Linked DNA regions of Homo sapiens: region 2 is linked to region 1. Evidence: read pairs that join two places in POLR2A ChIA-PET (ENCODE). Cell type or tissue: PC-3. All regions are shown on one strand. Links, peaks and the distances in the headings refer to the core of each region. The heading gives the core; the rest is flanking DNA. Region 1 has its middle 59 kb from the start of SPRED1. Region 2 overlaps SPRED1 (sprouty related EVH1 domain containing 1).

What was found. ChIA-PET counts read pairs that join two places held together with the same protein. Peaks named below come from ENCODE experiments on the same cell type or tissue, not always from the same donor. Only the 100,000 strongest peaks of a DNase experiment are listed, where the experiment ranks them.
Region 2: POLR2A ChIA-PET joins it to region 1 with 7 read pairs; 6 of 35 experiments call an interaction of 5 or more read pairs at or near these places.

Annotation. Positions count from the first base shown.
Region 1 is chr15:38,188,716-38,198,430 of GRCh38, forward strand. No RefSeq gene overlaps it. Among named protein-coding and RNA genes, the nearest start is that of SPRED1, 59 kb to the right of the region's middle. In PC-3, for the core only: no CTCF peak of the experiment used is centred there; a DNase peak (open chromatin) is centred at 4,986; H3K27ac peaks cover 1,622 bases.
Region 2 is chr15:38,262,717-38,272,431 of GRCh38, forward strand. All of the region lies in intron 1 of SPRED1 (sprouty related EVH1 domain containing 1), which reads left to right. Among named protein-coding and RNA genes, the nearest start is that of SPRED1, 15 kb to the left of the region's middle. In PC-3, for the core only: no CTCF peak of the experiment used is centred there; no DNase peak of the experiment used is centred there.

The DNA of each region.
Region 1 (9,715 bases), core at 3,750-6,249:
TGAAGTCCAGCTTCTAAAAAAAAACAAAAACAAAAAAGAAAGAATACGTAATGGCATGTGAGAATCTCATAATAAAATATTTAGTTAAAAGGCCATAAACTGAGATACAGTTTGATATAAATTTTCTGAATATACATATGTATGAATTAAAATATTAGATTTAAATTCACCAAAATGTTAATTGTGCTCATCTCTGGGTGGCAAGATGCTTCTCTCTACCTTTGCATGTCTTCCAAATTGTTTTCAGTGAATATGTATTGCTTATGTAATCAGTTATTTTTAAAAATAAGTGAATAATGCAAAACATACTTACAACTATAAAGAGAGTTTGAACTACTAGAGAAAACAAGCAGTTGAGAGATAAATAAGTCTGACTTGCAGGCATCAAAGATGAAGCAAGTCTAGATAATCAAACCCACACTGACATTGGCAGCGGTGATGACATCGTCAAAAATTAAGAGCCTATGTTCTCATTGCTGCTTCATTATCAAAGATAAAGGCAACTGAAAGGAAAAAAAAAACCTGTTATTACAATGCTATCATAGGTACAACCGAGACACAGTTGGTGGATTTTTATGAAGATACTCTTAATACATTTAGTGACATCCCTTTCTAATTTTATATCTTTTGGAAAATTCTCGACATAATGTACCCAGATTCCAAACTGTTATAAAACTCAAATAACCAGATTTTCCCCTAGGAAAACCTGCAGTAAGCATTGCTTTTCATAACAATGGTACTGAAGTGCTGTTAGATATTTAGGTACTTACTATTATCCCAAAACTCTCATGTGATATTCAGAGTAGTTTTTTTTTTTCCTACAGTTAATTCTACAAAAAAAAAAAAAAAAATTTCATGGGTGACATAATGGAGTTAATTATCTAAAATATTCAATTAACCAGAGGCCCCTCCACAATTCTCCAACAATGCTAAATGAAGTAGATTTTGCACAAATGCATCATTTCTTAATTATCTTAATAGCTGGTTGTTAGATGTGAACAAGCATCTATGTTATCCTCACTTACAGAAATGTTATTCTTAACCTGAACCTGTACAGCCAATAGGAGCTAGAAGAAGACATTCATCCGTACTGACAGGTCTCCCTTTAAATTCATGACATTCCTGACTAATAACTTTAAGCATGCAGTTCATGAGGCCCAGCAGGCATAGCACATTTCCCTGATTCATTTACTATTATACTCTCCTAGACAACAATTCTCCTCTCTCCTAAAACTTCTAACACCTCCTCCCCCATCTTCACTTTCAGCTCTTGACCTTGATTGCTATTTCCCTGAGAAAATAGAAACAATCAGAAGAGAACTTCCACAAGTTCCCACCAACACACAAGCAACTCCATCCGCCCACAAGCATCTGGGCCCAGATACACCGCCTTCTCTCCTTTACCAGGGATGAACTTTCCGTGTTGCTATCTAAGGCTGAACTCTCCGCCTGTTCACTAGATCCCAATCCTTTTAAATATTCAAGAACATTGTTCCAGAAATTCCTCCCCTTTCCTTCTCCTGCATCACCATTTTCCCCCTCTTAGCCAGATCATTCCATCAGCATATGAACATGATGCTATTTCTCCCATCTATGTTGCCTTCCAGCTACAAATTCATATTTCCATTCTTCTTCACAGCAATTCCTCTGAAGACTTATCTACACTCGTGTCTCTAAAATCTGTTCTCCCATTCCCTCTAGAATGCTGTTTAATCAGGCGTTTGCCTCTTCCATGTTCCAAAACTGCTCTCCAGCAATGATGTCCACATTGCTAAATCTAATGGTCAGTTCTCTCATTTGACGCCTCAGTAACGTTTAACATCATCGTTCGCTCTGTCCTTCTGGAAGTATTTTATTAACTTCTCTCTCAGGACACCACACTTTCTTGGTTTTTCTCCTACTTCCCAGCCACCTAACATTTCGTACCCTAGGATTTGATATTCCCTCCCATCTTTCCCAGCTGTCTCCATGACTCACTCTCTCGCCTCCTTCAGATGTTTGCACAGATGTCACCTGCTCAGTGAGACGTTTCCTGTCCATACTATTAAAAGTAATGGCAAAAACCGCAATACCTTTTGCACCAACCTCATATTTAAAATTGCAACGCATCCCTCCTTTAATACCCCTAATCTTTTTCTTCTCAGTACTTATTACCATCTCCAGCGTTATCTATTTTGTTTATCTGGCTAGAGGTTACTCTATATGTACCGTTTGCTGTAGCTGTAGGTAGCAGAAGTTAAACTTTCCTGTGGTATCCTTATGTTCATATCCTCTGTTGTCCTTGGGTTTCCCTAGAGACACCCCAAATACCTGAGATGCACAGTTCTTTCCCGTTGTTATTATACAGGAGCCCCATTGGTGCTGTGGTGAGGTGTGAGGGGAGAAGCAGCATTCTATAGTCCTAGGATTGGGTCTCAGCCTTTTCGTGAGCCTGTGTCCCCAGCCTGTGACCTTCATGGGTGCTTCTCCGTTTTGCTTTGATTTGGTTTGGTTTGGGTTTTTCCCATAGAAGAGACAGGAAAGTTACTCAGGGCTCGAGTTGAGTTTTTTCCTTCTCCCAAGGCAGTTAGTCTCCAGGAAGACCCCGGTAGTTTAGACTCTGGTAAAATCGTTTCTCTTGAAGGCAGTCCTTGTTAGGAAGAACAGAATGCTCTGGGCACATTTCAAAATAGCTCATTTTCCTCTCCCCCTGCCAGAAGCACAAGGGGATTTTTCTCTGATCTTCACTATGAAAACCTGATAGAGCTCTTGAAGGTAAAACTCAGGAAAGCCTGGGGGCCTCCCTAAGACTGGGCCCCTCTGGAGTTTTTAACTCTCAAACTTGTACACACTGAGCCTTCAGCAATTTGGCACTTACAGATTAGGTTTTCCTACCCCCATACTGGTTCCCACTGAGTTTTAACGTAAGTTGTGATTCTCTGTATCTGCCTGGCTGGCTGGCTGGCCAATATGGGGGCAAAGTTTGCCCTATGATCTCAGTTCTCTGATGGATCTAGAAAGAGTTATTGATTTTCAGTTTGTTCAGCCTTTTTCTTGAGAAAAAAAAAGCTTGAGAGATGACTTTCATGCTCCTTGTATGTAGGACCAGGAACCAGAAGTTTATTTTACATATTTTATTCATTTGTTTCTATTATCCTTCTCACCTACTAAAATGTAAGTTCAAGAAGAGCAGGCATTCCTGTCTGTTTGTCCACTGCTTTATTCCCAGTGCCTGGAACAGTACCTGACACGTGGTAGATGCTCAGTTAATATTTCTTTGAAGAGATGGAATGAATGAACAAAGAATCTCTCAGTAGTTTCCAGTAGAGAAATTTGTTAGTTGGGACCATTGAACATAGACAGTCCCTGCGCCTGGAAAGGTCTTTCCTGTCCCCAGCCTTCCCCTTTACCTGCTTAACTCCTAATACATTCCTCAAGTTTCAGCTTATATGTCAGCTCTTCGGGTAAACCTTTCCTGAACTTTGGGTTGAAAATCATGGCACTCATAACCCTATTACCTGGCACACTTATTGTAATTTAATAATTAGATAATCATTTATTTAAATTTGTATCCATCACAAGGTTATAAGCTCTTTAAAGGCAGGTACTATGTTTTGTCTGTTGATTTTGGTACAAGCAGCACCTAACAGACTGCTTGACTAGATGCTCAATAAATATTTGTTGTATGAATAAAGGCAACACCTTGTCTGGACAAGACAACTGGATTAGTACCACTTCACAAAGTCCTCTAGAACTTAGTGCCTTAAAACAACAATAATCATATATTGTCTCTCATGGATTCTGCAGGAATTCAGAGTGGCTTAGCTGGGTGGTTCTGGCTGGGGAATTGCATGAGGTTACAGTCAAGAAATCAGCCAGGGCTGCAGCCATTTGAAGGCTTGAGTGGAGTTGGAGGAGGCATTTACACGGTGTATCTTCCACATGCAGGCTGTTGACAGAAGGTCTCAGTTCCTCCCCATGCAGGTGTCTCTGAAGGCTATTTAAGTATCCTCACAACATGGCAGCTGGCTTCCCCCAAAAGTGGACAACATAAAAGAGAGCAAATGGAAGTGGTGATATTTTTTATGGGCTATCTTTAGAGGTCACAGATCATGACTTCTTGCCACATTTGGTGTGTTAAAAGTGAGTCGCTACCTCTGGTGGACATTGAAGTGGCAGGGAATTAGACTCCAGCTTTGAAAGGAGTTGTGTCAAAGAATTTATGGACATGTTTTAAAACCACCAAATAACCCATTAACAAATTAATGGATAAGGAGATGAGGAAAAATTTGATGTCATGACTCAAAATCAATTTTCCCAGTTTTAGAATAGAGAAGCAAAAATAACTCCACAATAGTTTAAGAGCACTATAATAAAAAAAATCAGACAGTAGATTAATATTTGGGATTACTTCTTTACTTTAATACCAACATGGATTCAGAAGTAAAATGTTCACAAATGCTTTGACATCTGAAAGCATCCTGGAAAAAAAATTTTTTTGACCAAATCCTGGAAGGTCAAAGGCCAATGGCCAGCACAGCTCTGCAGAAAATATCAGTGAGTAAAGTAAGGAATGAAACAATTGCAAAATAATAGCAACTTCTATCCTTGCAGAGTTTACAGTCTGTCCACTCATTGATTGCAGGGAACAGGAATATAGAATTTTGTTTTCTGCTGATTTATATCAGCCATACATCTGATCCTAGGATTGGAGAACTGTGCTGATAAAGGGCAAGGTAAGAATTTGAAAAAGGCATAACTTATACAAGCTATTGTAATAGTACCATCATACGTATTGCCAAGCAGAACTTTAGCACAAACCAAGATCCCTTAATCACTTTTTGTGAAGAAGAGGTTAGTATCAGTGTCCTGGCTCCCAGTTAGGGCATATACTGTCTTGTTAAAAATCTCTTGTTTTAATTGAGTGGTGCTGTCTCCTTCCCTTCCTTTCCTGGGCCATTTTTGAGCACGGAAGAATGGTTTGTGAACCATGTAAATAATAAATAACCCATGCCACACCACATTCACATAAAAAATGGTGGTGACTCATAGTGGCAAGAAGTCCAGTTTTAAAAATGTGTGAGTATGTTTGTATTTCTTTTTCATCTGAATTCCTACAAAGTAAAGATTTCACATAAGTGATTTTTCCATATGACAGAAACTTACTCCTTCAGGCACTCACACATTGTTATTTAATTTTAACTATTGTTAATGGAAACATTTGTAAAATACCATAGATGATTCTACACTTTTAAACTAAGTATGCTAAACTTCAACCTTTTCTTGATGATTCTAGATTCTCTTCATGGTTATCAAAAGTTGTTCTTTATTTTACAAGGCAATGGAAGGCCAGGTGAGGTGGCTCCCTCCTGTAATCCCAGCACTTTGGGAGGCCAAGGCGGGTGGATCACCCGAGGTCAGGAGTTTGAGACCAGCCTGGCCAACATGGTGAAACCCTGTCTCTACTAAAAATTAAAAAAAAAAAAATTAGCTGGGCATGGTGGTGCACAGCTGTAGTCCCAGCTACTTGGGAGGCTGAGGCAGGAGAATTGCTTGAACCTGGGAAGCAGAGGTTGCAGTGAGCCAGGATGGCACCATTGCACTCCAGCCTGGGCAACAAACAGTGAAACTCCATCAGGCAACATAATACAGCAGAAAGTTTATTGAATTAGAAATCAGAATGACTTCATTGAGTTTTTTAACCTCTCTGCCACACAGTTTCCTCATCTGTAGAATGGGAATATTATCTTCCCTGGAGTTCTCTTTGTTGATGATAAATATTAAATTATATAACACATGTAAATATTATCAATTATTAAATATTAAAGTGTAGACACTGAAACAAATGACTGTTTCAGCCCAAGAAGTGTTACATGGCTATGATTTTGGTATTCTTGTGTTTACTGTACCTGCATCATGATTCCCCAAAGCAGTTAGATTATGTCTAAAGTTACAGCAAATAGATCCTGAGTAAATGGATTCTACTTTAAAAAAAAGAAAAAAGTCTTACTTTTGTTCATATAGGTTTTATTTAAAATTCCACATATTTTTGATATCTGGAGTTCTCTTTTGCTTATTTTTTCCTTCTTTGCTCTTTTTGGCTAGTTGAGTTTGATAGATGGGAGATTTCTGAGTCACTGAAGTTTTATAATCTGTGTAACTTTTTTCAGCATGAACACAAATGCCATGAATATTTAATGTAATATTTCCCATGTTGACTGTTTCTCAAAATAGATCTAGGTATATAAAAATATGGCCAATGCTGACATATTTTTTTCAGTGTGAGTACAGCCACTGAGATCAGTATAGCCACACACCGTGGCCTACGTGGTTAAGTTTTCCAAGCATTTGGGGAAAGTGTTACATTGACATAGTTCTAATATTACCATCAGGCTTTAGAACATGGATTCCTAAGAAACCATAAGTTCAGCCAGCCACATTATAAACAGAGTAGATGGCACTGGGGGCATTATCCCTCCAGAGTTGTTGCATAAAGCAATGTGTCTCTCTTCCAAAGAAAACCCTTAACCTCACCTTCATAATTTCATCACAGAGCAAAAGAATAACTGAGCTACAGAAAATGCAGGCTCCAAATTTGACAGTGGTTCTGAAAGTCATTTCAGGCAATGGCTAAAGCAGTAGTTTCTAAATGCTGGACTGTGGCCGAGGGCATCAGACTTAGCTGGCAAACTTATTCCTAGCTCTGACATCACACTACTGAAATCAGATCTTTTGGAGATGAGGCATAGGCATCTGTACTTTCAACAAAACATCCCGGTGATTCTCCTGAGCAGGCCATATTTGAGAATCACTGGTCAAAATTAGGTAATTGAGATTGCCCCCACTCTGCACTATCTCACAATTGATAGAATGCTCCACAGAGAGGCACCGGACTCTACCATTCTCCCCCGTCAATAAACACTCATCTAACAATAGTACTCTGATTTCTATTCCTTCACCAACTATTTACTCAGCTCTTACCACATGCATTGTGATGGCTGCCAAATTTACAATAATGAATAAGGCAGAGATGGTCTCTTCCATCCATGAGCTCAAAACCCAGCGGTAGGAGGAGGGGGAGGTGGTGTATTACATATTAAGCAAATAACCATTAAAATTTCTGTATATCATGAGTGCTATAAAGGGAAACAATAGAGTGTTTGAGAAAGTATGACTAGTGTTCAACTATTAATGGATATGAGAGTTGTCAGAGAAGACTCCATCAAGAAATAACATTCAATTTGAGATTTGAATAATGGGCATCGTTTAGGACTATGAGCAATCCAAGATTAACAGCAGGTACACGTACCCTGCTGCAAGAGTTTCACTTCTTGCTTATGCTTGTTCTCAAATCGGAGTCTCGGATCCACTGAACAATGTGCCTTAAGGCAGCTTAGGAAAAGAACAGTCAGAATGAGAAGGAAGTCCACAGCACCAGTGGAGCCCATTAAGAAATCCCAGACCTGGATGTTTGTTTATTGTCAGTTTCCAATCTAGGGGTCTCTTAATCAGATTTTACATAGTTTAATCTAAAACAGTGGTTCTCAATCTTGGCTGTACATTGGAATCTCCTAGGAAGCTTTTAAAAATTCTGATGCCTTGGCTTCACTCCTAGAAATTCTGATTTAATTGGTCTGTGGTGTAGTCTGAACATGAGGGTTTTCTAAAGCTTTCCAGATGATTCTAACGTGTAAACAATGTTGAGAACCACTACTTAAAATAGGAAAATATTATATCTAAATTTATCAACAAGGAAAGTCAAAGGAGAGTTATAACAATCTGTGTGTTTTATATATCCCTGTTGGAAAGTGAAGAACAGCTGCTAAAATTGAACCTTAAGTCACTAGCACACCAACCACTAAAGATGGCCTCATTGACTCTCTGCTTCACATACAGATGACTCTCTTCAGCACCTGATTTGCTTTTATGAGGCAATCTTTTACATCTATGGCTGTGTGTGCTGGGCTAAGAAAGAAGATGTACATGAAAGTTAGCAAAATATCTTTTCCCTCAGAAAATTTGAAGTCCATTTGGAAAGACAGGACTAACAACAACAAAATAATAAAATGAATACAGTTCAAGGTACTAGTTAAGACAACAGAAGTTCAAGAAATGGGGGCAAGAAAAGCTTCACTGAAAGCTGGGCTGATCAAAAGAGACAAGAATATATAGGATCTAAGTGATACGGGAAGAGCAGAAAAACCAAGGCAAAGCAGCAGGAATAACCATGGTAGAAAAAGAGAATAGGGAAGAGACCTGCCTCATCCCCCACAGTGGGAGTTGAGAGTAACAAGAGATCAGCAATCTCTCCTGCTGAAGTTGGTCAATGACCAGCAGCCATTGTTACATCTTGTTTTTCAGAGAACCATTCTTCTTAGGCATCTTCCTTCATAATGAAGAAGGGTGGTTTCATTTTTCCATTTCCTTCTGTAGGAAAGATGACTAGCCATTGATTTCCAAATGTTTAGATGTCAACAGCCAGGTTTTACAATTTTTAGTTTCTCATAGATCCCCTTGTCCCCCTGGGCATAGGTAGGTAGAATAATCTCTCATATTCAATCTCTCAGGTATAAATTTCTCCAGATGACATACACAAAGGGGAATAAAATCATAACTATTACATATTATGTGCTTACTAAGGCACTGGGGAACATGAGGTAACATACATTATCTCGTTTAATCTTCACCACATTTCATTAGGAAACTATGATTCCCCATTTTTCAGATGAAAACCATGATGCTCAGAAACAGTAAGAGATTTGCCCAAGTTTGCACAGTAAGCAGTGGAACTGGCACTTTCACCCAAGTTTAACTTGTAGGTACTGCCTTTTAAAAATTTTATAACAGACAAGAAATTAAGATTCTTGGTATTGCTTTACTAAATCCAAGACCTCAGCGATCACTGTGCAGCAGAAACATCTGTGGCACTTTTTTTGACTATAGAAGTTTGGACCATCCCCCAACCCCACCTCAGAACAACTGAGAATCTCCAAGGCAGGGCCTAGAAATCTATATTTTTTAAACCCCACACATGATCATGACGTACAGCTTGGATGGAGAACAATGGGCCTATTCAGTGGCAAGGGCTGGGAAACATTTGTGTAGCTTAAATGCTACTTCCTGTGCTTATATGCCGGTCTATACAAGGCTCCTCACTTTGAAATATGTGTAGCATTTTTCTATTTAAACTGTTGGAAACAACCATAATAAAGAAAACAGCGATGATGAAAACTAATAGAAGCAAGTTTGAAAAGACACTCTACTATGGAGAAGCTCAATAAATCCCAAGTTTGGGACACTTGTGAAATGTCACCATTTCTAGTCAGTAATGGCCTATGGGATTGTTGCATTCTTCAAAAAGTATTAAAACATATTACACTAACCCTGTTTTTTTGGTTTGCTAATGTGCTTGTGGAGCTGAAGGCTGTTTGAGACTAACACAGTTGTTGATTTCAAGCTTTTCAGCATATATTTACTGCACCCTTAAAAATTATCTTCTTTAAGGCCAGGCACAGTGGCTCATGCCTGTAATCCTAGCACTTTGTGAGGCTGAGGCAGGCAGATCACGAGGTCAGGAGATCACGAACATCCTGGCTAACACGGTGAAACCCCGTCTCTAGTAAAAATACAAAAAATTAGCCGGGCGCAGTGGAGGGCTCCTGTAGTCCCAGCTACTCGGGAGGCTGAGGCAGGAAAATGGCGTGAACCTGGGAGGCGGAGCTTGCGGTGAGCTGAG
Region 2 (9,715 bases), core at 3,185-5,684, 73 kb after region 1:
GGAAATCAGTTTTTCTTGAAAAGTTGAATATTTATCTGACTGGTTAGTAATAAGATGAATTTTGAACAGAGTTCCCATTAATTTTATAGATGAAACACCGAAGAGTTGAAAGAAAATTTGTTCTTTGAGCTACCTTCCCTCCTCACCACAACTATCTTTAGTCAGTAAGGATACTTAATGAGAGACACCAGGTGAAGTTTTCATCATGTAGACAGTGGCGACTCAGTATTTTAAGTGAGGGAATGATAATCCAATTTGTGTAAAGCAGGGCTTCTTAGGACAGTTGACTGGAGGGAGAAGAAAATGAACTTCAGTTGATGAGGAAGAATGTAGTAAGACAACAAAACAGAGCTGGGAATAGAGCATTTGGAACTATTGGGGACTCATATGAGAAGAAATTCAAATGTCCAACGATTATTTGACTGAATGTGAAGGAAGGAGTAGGAAGGTTGTGGGATGACTTGAACATTTTAAATTTAGGCCGCTGTAATGCTTTTAAATGAAGGTGGGAATAGAGATGAACCCGGTTTTTTAAATGGGAAAATAACCCAGTTTTGATCTTTTTTAGTCTGGGTGCTTACTGGATGTCAAGGTAGAAAGTGTCCAACAAGGTGCTTTAACTATAGGTTGAGTTCTCAAAAAGGTTAAGAGGGTAGAGTTATAGTGACATCTTCAGCATATATAGTAGTTGAGGCCAGTGGAAAATTTCCCATTGAGAATATTAAGTAATAATGGAAAGATGACAAGTGAGAAACAGCAGTGTTTTTAAGGGAGAGTAGAAGAAAGAAGAGACGCCAAAAGACGGAAGTGGCTTAAGTGGTAGGAGAGCTCTGAGAGGAAAGTATTTTAGAAGCCAAGGGAAAAAGGAGTATTGAGAAAGCGTTAGATATCACAGAAAAATTAGATTGGTGATTTCTAAGACAAGGATATAACCGTTAGGATGTCATTGACCTTTGTGGGAGTAATAATGGGGACAGAAGTCAGGTTTTGCTATAGGTTGAGGGTGTCCAATCTTTTGGCTTCCCTGGTCTACTTTGGAAGAATTGTCTTGGGCCACCTATAAAATACACTAACACTAAAGGTAGCGGATGCGCTAAAAAAAACGAATCACAAAAAAAATCTCATAATGTTATAAGAAAGTGTACAAATTTGGGTTGGGCTGCATTCAAAGCCGTCCTGCCACATGCAGCCCATGGGCCGCGGGTTGGATGAGCTTGCTGTAGATTAAAGAGAAAATAAGAAGTGCTGAAGCAGAGAAGTCATAGAGTAGATGCTAGTCATTTAGGGCGAAGTTAGTAGTTGAAGTTTATTTGTTGGCTCATGTCAGTAGTGGAGAAGAAGAGAAAGAAAGACTTAAGGAATGGCATAATGGATGGAGCAAGGCCTAGGACAGTCTATCAAATTGTTTTACTGGTTGTCACACACTGTTAGATTTAATCCTTCTAAAGATCATGTGAGCTAAGTATCCATAGTTTACAGATGAGATAACTGAGACTCATGAAAGGTTTAGTAACTTGCCATGGCCACGCAAGAGAGTAAAGTGGTAGAACTGAGATTCAAACTGCACAGTATTTATACCACACTGTACGTCATATACTTTATTGACAGACTAGATTTTAAAGAAAAAATTAGCTTGAAGTGGTAGATTGACACATAGAACTGATAGCTGTTTTGAAGAACTGCAAGTTTTGGTAAAGTTAAAGAGCTTGTAGAGTGTAAGTGGGAAAAATGGAAAGACAAAGAGATTTTGATCATAGAACAATGGCTCCAGAGTGATGACATGTGAGGGAAGATTAAAGTAGAAACAGGGATGAAGGTTATTGGAGAAGCCAGGATCTGCTAAAATGTTTTTTTTAAAAAAGAGTGAACAGTATGGATGTTTGGATAGCTAGGGTGGTATCAGGAGTTGAGGTGGAGAGAAATCCTAAGCCAGTGCCAGTGTATTTAATGTGAGTGTGGGTTGAGTGACTTAGAGTGCTGGTATCACTGTTGCCACCTCCCTCTGCAATCAAGAGAGACAGGGGTAAGGATTTTGGAATTGGAGGTTGAAGAAAAGGGTATTGGGGAAGAGGATAAGAAAAGGGAAGGGTTTAGCTGGGAAGATTTGAGAGTATTTGCAATGATAGGATGTCATGTAATAATGGTCCTATCAGGAACGAGTGATTCTGAGAATTAGCAAGTAGAGGGGAAGAGAGACATGTAAATAAACTATCCAAATTAAGGTCTTATTAAGAACTTTACGTTTTTATGAGAGGCAAACCAAGATGTTGACTGATATTGCAGGGTTTTATCCAATACATTATATTGTCATTTATGGGATTTTGTAGCCTTTGGGTTCTCCATTCTTAATGTGGTTAGAGAAGCCCTTTCAAATAAAAATTTACTAATTTAAATTTTACAGTTAACCTGGTGTTCACAACTAACATAATCCTGGGGTTACTGCTGACTGTAGCATTAAGACATTGGCAAATAACATAACCTGTCTTTGTCCTTGCCTTTTATCTATAAAACCAGGATAATATGTCCCTACTTCAGAGGGATACAACCTCTGAATGTAACCTCTCTCCCTACAATAACATTTTTTGATTAGAGATAAAAGAATATTAAACAGAACTTTTAGTTCTTCAGAAGGAAGGTACTATGTTTATAAAATAATCAGTGCTCATTTTCATTTAGCCTGAAGGTGGGGTCGCTTTTTAAAAAGGATTATTAACCTACTAAGAAAAATTGTGTTTCATTTTAAATGTTAGAAAGCAACTTTTCAGAAAAACTTAAAATCTAAAAATTCCAACATTAGAAAAAAATTTATATTGTGAAAATTTTCTTCCATGTTCTGGGCAGACTGAAGAGGTAGATGTAACTAGTCTTGAGTAGGTTAATAAGACAAACAACTAGCTCTAAGTAGTTTTTTTTTTAATTTTTAATACAACTATTTAGTTATAAAAGGAGTATATTTCTAGAACTTATTAAAATAATTTTAATACCTGAGCACAGTTTGGAAGTCTAAGTAGATTCGGTGTCTTGCCATCATTTTTAATGGAAAAAAACATCTTACAGTTCAATCCAGGAACTTTCAAATATTGTTGTATGGCAAGCAGAAATCTATTTTCGTGGGAGAGAATGGGAGAGGAAGATTTTTCAGCTTAGGGGAATTATTAAGTTATTAAAGGTTTAGAATTTAATTTTTTTGCAGCTGTAATTAAACTAAGATTCCTATTAGATGGACGCACTATTTCTGCCAGCTAGAAATTCATTGTTCTTGATTTAGTCTGTTAACTGTAATTTGGACAGCTGATGGTCTGTATGCTCATGTTTAGTTAAGTTTTATGGTCATTAAAAGCTAAAGCAAAAATACGTTTACATTTTGCTTTAGCCTGATGTTTAGTCCTAGCATTCTGAAAAAACTGTATAATTTGTTAATTCAAAAATAATTGCCTTGGACACATAATCAGAAACTTGGTTTAGGAATGAGTTATGTATGAATCAAAATCTTAAATGAGCATAAATCAGGGACTTAAAAATATGATGAAGAATGCACATACTTTTTCTCTTGATGAAGGTTATTGGATCCAAAAATCAAACTTAATTAACTTAGTAACAGTTAAGAACATATAACAGCCTTAAATGATGTATCAAATTAGGGCCAGGCACGGTGGCTCATGCCTGTAATCCTAGCACTTTAGGAGGCCGAGGTGGGCAGGTTGCCTGTGCTCAGGAGTTGGAGACCAGCCTGGGCAACATGGCAAAACCCTTTCTCTACTAAAAATACAAAAAAATTATCCAGGCATGGTGGTGCATGCCTGTAGTCCCAGCTACTCGGGAGTCTGAGGCATGAGAAATGCCTGAACCCGGGAAGCTGAGGTTGCAGTAAGCCAAGATCGTGCACTGTGCTCCAGCCTGGGCAACAGAGTGAGACTCTGTCTCAAAAAACAAACAAACAAACAAACAAACAAACAAACAGGATATTCTTCAACTTTGTATTATCATTTTTAAAGAGAAGGAGAGTGGCGAGAGATGGATGAGACAGACTGGCTTCTAGCCACCTTAGTTTTCCTTAGCAATGTTTCCTAGTCTTGATACTTGAAGAGCAAGCAAACTGAGCTTCTAAGTGAGCCAAAAAGAAAAAAAAAAAATTATTGGATGTTGTATATAGACTCTACTGCTTTTGAGTCCGAACTGTGTTTTGTGTACTAGGCCCTAGCATATAACACATAAGAAGCATAATTTGACTTACAATTACTGGCTAATAGCAGATCATCCAATTTTTGCATTTACCCTATCTCAGATTTAGTCAGGTGGTATAAGGAAAAAAATGAAAGTAAGCTAAAATCCTTTAGGAAAACAATGAGCAATAATTACATCAAAAGAAATCAACTAAAAACCCAGCACAGCTTTCAACTGCATCTAGTTCCATACACATTTTTGCTTGTGTACATACACATATTATTTACCTGATTAAGTATATCACCTGATATACTTAATATAAAGACTTAGGCGTATATCTAGTTTTTAAATAATCATTTTAGTACTGTAATATTTCACATTGTTTTACCAAAAGTTTACCTACTTGTTATCTCTTTAAAGAACACTTTAGGTTTCCAGCTCTTTGCTATTACAAATAACATTTTTAAGGAGCATCTTTTTGCATATAAATATTTTCTTCTCTTTAGTAAAATTTCTTAAGATAAATTTACAGGAGTGGGATAAGTGTGTCAAAGAGTACAAGTGGTTTTTTAAAATTCTTAATATGAACTGCCACTTCTGAAAATTCACATTTTTTTCTATCGTGGATTATTTGTAATGAAATTTGTTCTTAAATTTCTTAGATTCCTTTTTTGTTCTTTGGTACCTTGTGGTTTTATGTAGCTCTCAGTACATAATTAAATGACAGCTCATATATGAGTAAGTAACAGCATTGGCCTAAAATCATTTCATGCATTTAGTCTTTATAATAACCATGTAAGTGTTTGTTATAATGTTACTACTCCCATTTACAAAGCCAAGGAAACTGAGGTGCAGGAAAGTTAAATGACTTGGCAAAGATTACATACTTGGTAAAGTCTTATGATTCCAAAGCCTATGCCCTAAAACAATGGCTTTCAGACTTTTTGACTGCATCACAGTAACAAACACATTCTGCATTTTGACACTTTGACATCAGCAGTGTACATACACGCACGTATGCCCATAGGATATACATATGAAAAGATTTAGTGTTTAAAAAGCTTTCCATCTTTTCCTAATACACATAATTAAAAACATTTCATATTGGGAAAACAACTGTCCTAGTGATTAGAATTCAGTGTTCACATAACTCTGAGTTAGTTTACTGGATTTACAAATAATTATATACTTATAAAAGATTAATTTGCAATACATTGCTATATCATTTGGAGCACTTCAGTGAAGACATCTGAAAAAGCAATGATGTAATAACATTTGCTGTCTCTACTCTAGCTACAGCAATTCAATTCTGAATTCTTCTGCAGTCCCTCACAGCTCAGCCTTGAAACCCACTCTTGTGAGTATCCTATGCCTTTTAGTATTATCTCTTATTTTCATGAAATAAGCTGAACATAAATGTGAATCTTCACTACCAACACGGAGGTACATCCTTAGAGGAGAACAACATCCCAAATACTTCACAGTAGTTTAGAACAGGGAATTTTTCAATGGCAATGGGTCTCCATCAGCATTATGTTTCCATGTAGAATGGAATAGAATACCAAAGTCAGCCTGTGTGTTGTCACAGTAAGTCTAAGTTGTTTTGTGAAAAGTTATGTGTGTGCGTGATACACTTACCCTTGTGACTACCAGTCATTCCCAAACAAATTCACAAGGATGTTGAGACCATGTAGGGGGTGGGGGAATAGCCTAAACATTTAAAAGTGACCAGGGTATAGTAAATGATAAATCATCATACAGGACCCATCATTTAAAAAGATATTGTTAATACTGTGTTATTTGAGCATACTTTCCTTATTGCTTTATGTTAATGAAAGTAAGGTAATTAAAAGATTTTTCACAGGTTGTGTTAAAAGTGTATGGCTTCAGTCTCTTAACCTTGTTTTCTAAGTTTTTACTGTTCATTCCTTAATAGTAACCATATCATCTTAGTTGGAGAGGGATTCCTATCTACCTCAGTACATTTTCAGTCTTTGAAATCATCAGATTATAAAGGAGTTGTAGAAACAGAAATCATATTTATAGTACTAACTTTTTTCTTTTTTTTTTTTTTTTTTGAGACAGAGTCCCGCTCCGTCGCCTAGGCTGGAGTGCAGTGGCGCGATCTCGGCTACTGCAAGCCCCGCTTCCCGGGTTCACGCTATTCCCCTGCCTCAGCCTCCTGAGTAGCTGGGACTAAGGTGCCCACCACCATGTCTGGCTAATTTTTTTGGTATTTTTAGTAGAGACGGGGTTTCACCGTGTGTTAGCCAGGGTGGTCTGGATCTCCTAACCTTGTGATCTGCCCGCCTCAGCCTCCCAAAGTGCTGGGATTCCAGGCGTGAGCCACCGCACCCAGCCAGTACTAACTTTTTTTTAAGAGACAGTGTCTCTCACTTTGTTACACAGGCTGGAGTGCAGTGGCACAATCACAGCACGCTAACCTCGAACTGTCAGGCTCAAGTGATTAATCTGTCTCAGCCTCCTGAGTAGCTTGGACTACAGGTGCCTGCCGCCATGCCCAGTAATTTTTAAATTTTTTTGTAGAGACAGGGTCTTGATTTTGTTGGCCAGCCGGGCTGGTCTCAACTCCTGAGCTCAAGTGGTCCTCCCACTTCAGCCTCCCAGAGTGCTGAGATCACAGGTGTGAGCCACCATGCCTGGCCCTTACTACTAGCATTTAATTCATTGTCTCTCACTGTTTTTTCCAAATGTTTGTTACTTTACTGAAAGATACTACCTTTGTTATCTGCTAAAATTTTTACTTCCATTTGCTGCCAGTTGGGCTTTATTAGAATTCTTTGAGAATCTAAAGCAGTGAGTACAATAGAACATTCTGTGATGATGGAAACATTCTGTTTGTGGTATCCACTATGGTAGCTACTATATAGTTATTTGGCTGTACTTGAAGTGGTTTGAGTGACTGAGGAGTTAAATTTTAAATTTTATTTAATTTATATAGCCACAAGTGGCCAGTGTTGACTGCTGTATTGGATGGCACAAATCTGGAGCATTTCTTTCTTTCTTTTTTTTTTTTTTTTTTTTGAGACAGAGTCTTGCTCTGTCTCCCAGGCTGGAGTGCAGTGGCACGATCTTAGACCACTGCAACCCCTGCCTCCCAGGTTCAAGTGATTCTCCTGCCTCAGCCTCCCGAGTAGCTGGGATTAAAGACGTGTGCCACCATGCCCGGCTAATTTTGTATTTTTAATAGAGACGGGGTTTCAACCATGTTGGCCACGCTGTCATGAACTCCCGACCTCAGGTGATCTGCCTGCCTCGGCCTCCCAAAGTACTGGGATTACAGGCATGAGCCACCATGCCCAGCCCAAATCTGGAACATTTCTATTCCTTCAAGCCCAACACCTTTTTTGAAAACTATGACATGTTCTCCATTCACTCTGCTGAAGAAAGTTTCTAATTGTTTTTTCATGGAGAGGTAACTTGAGGTAGCATAGCTTTTTCCAAAATGTGGAATTTGCCACTGGTATGTAAGATAATTTTAGTTGTTTCACAGACATGGCATTTATATTAGTCTGTTCTCACTGCTATAAAGAACCATCTGAGATGGGTAATTATTAAGAAAAGAGGTTTAATTAACTCACAGTTCTGTAGGCTATACAGGAAGCTTGGCAGGGAGGCCTCAGGAAACTTACAATCATGGTGGCAGGCAAAGGGGAAGCAAGTATTAGCAAGGCAGAGCAGGAGAGAGCCAAGTGGGAAGTGCTACACACTTCAAACAACTAGATGATCTGAGAACTCTATCACAAGAACAGCGAGGGGGTAGTCTGCCCCTCTTTCAACACATGGGGATTACATACTCGACCTGAGATTTCAGTGGGGACACAGAGCCAAACCAAATCAGCATTAAATTAAATTGAGAAGTTATTCCTTTCTTAATACTTGTTGAATTTTAAATTAAAAAAATGTATGTATGTATGTATATATACTAATTAGTATACTAATCTTCATATATCAGCTTTTGTACATATGTCTCTTGAACTGAGTGAAATGTTTTCTTTAAACATTTCTTGTTGATACCTTTGAGGTAGTGCTTTGTAAAGCTAATCATCTTTATGATCTGCTAGATGAACCATAGATTGTTGTTCATTTGTTTGTTTTGCTTTATTTTACCTTTTAGACACTGGGTTTTTAAAGATAAATATTATATAAAAATGATTCTTCTGGTGATATGAGAATTTACTTAATAATTATTGAGCGACAAAGTCATTAGACCCAATAATAAATACCTAATTATCCGTGTATCATGCCAAAGTGTGATATTATCTAAATGTCAGATGTTAAAGTGTTTAGATTCTATGAAAATAGTGTTTAGACCTGTTTCAGTAAGGAAATGTCTTTTAATTCAAAGTCATGTGTATGCTGCATATTTTAGTGGTAATTAAATGTTTCAGTGCAGCAGACCCTAAAGGATCAATCACACATGTGCATTGGAATGCTGGGCTAATAGAAACAGCCAAACAGATGGAGATCAGGATGTTGCAGCATTTCTTAGTAGTCACATTTAGTCCATCTCCTGGATTTTACATTGCTCTTAGGTTTGACAGTCATTAATGTTGATACTTAATGAAATAGAGACAGCTAACATTTATTGAGCACTTATTATATGTTAGAGAAAGGATAGAAACTAACATTTTTGAAGCTTACTCTGTTCCAGGTGTTAGGACAGTAGGCTTTAGAGATGAATAAAATCTAGATCTTTCCATCGTGCAGTTCTCAACCTAATGTTAGAAGTAAATGATTGATTGGTTCTTTGGTAAAAAAGGACTTAGAGATATTGATTCCCTGCTAGAGGAAATACATTTTTCCCAGGAGAGTGAGAAAAACTGCTGAAAATAAAAATTATTTCATTAAAAAAATTTCCATTCTTATTTTAGATTTGGGGAGTACATGTGCAGGTTTGTTACAAAGGCATATTTCATGATGCAGAGGTTTGGGGTATGACTGAACCTGTCACCCAGGTAGTAAGCATAGTACCCAATAGTTTTTCAACCCTTACTTCCCTCCCTCCTTCCTGCCATATAGTAGTCCCCAGTGTCTATTGTTCCCATCTTTATGTCCAGGAGTACCCAATATTTGGCTCCCCCTTGTAAGAACAGTGGTATTTGGTTTTCTGTTCCTGCCTGAATTCACTTAGGATAATGGCCTCCAGCTGCATACGTGTTGCTGCAAAGGACATGATTTTGTTCTTCTTTGTGGCTGCATAGTATTCCATGGTATATATGTACCACATTTCTTTAACCCACTGTTAATGGGCATCTGGGTTGATTCCATGTCTTTGCTTCAGTGATCATGAGTGCACGTGTCTTTTTGGTAGAACAATTTATTTTCTTTAGGATATATACCCAATAATGAGATTGTAGGGGTCGAATGCTAGGTTTTTTTTTTGAGATGAAGTCTTGCTCTGTTGCTGAGGCTGGAGTGCAGTGGTGCAATCTTGGCTCACTGCAACTTCTGCCTCCCAGGTTCAAGCCATTTTCCTGCCTCAGCCTCCCAAGTAGTTGGGATTACAGGCACCAACCACCACGCCCAG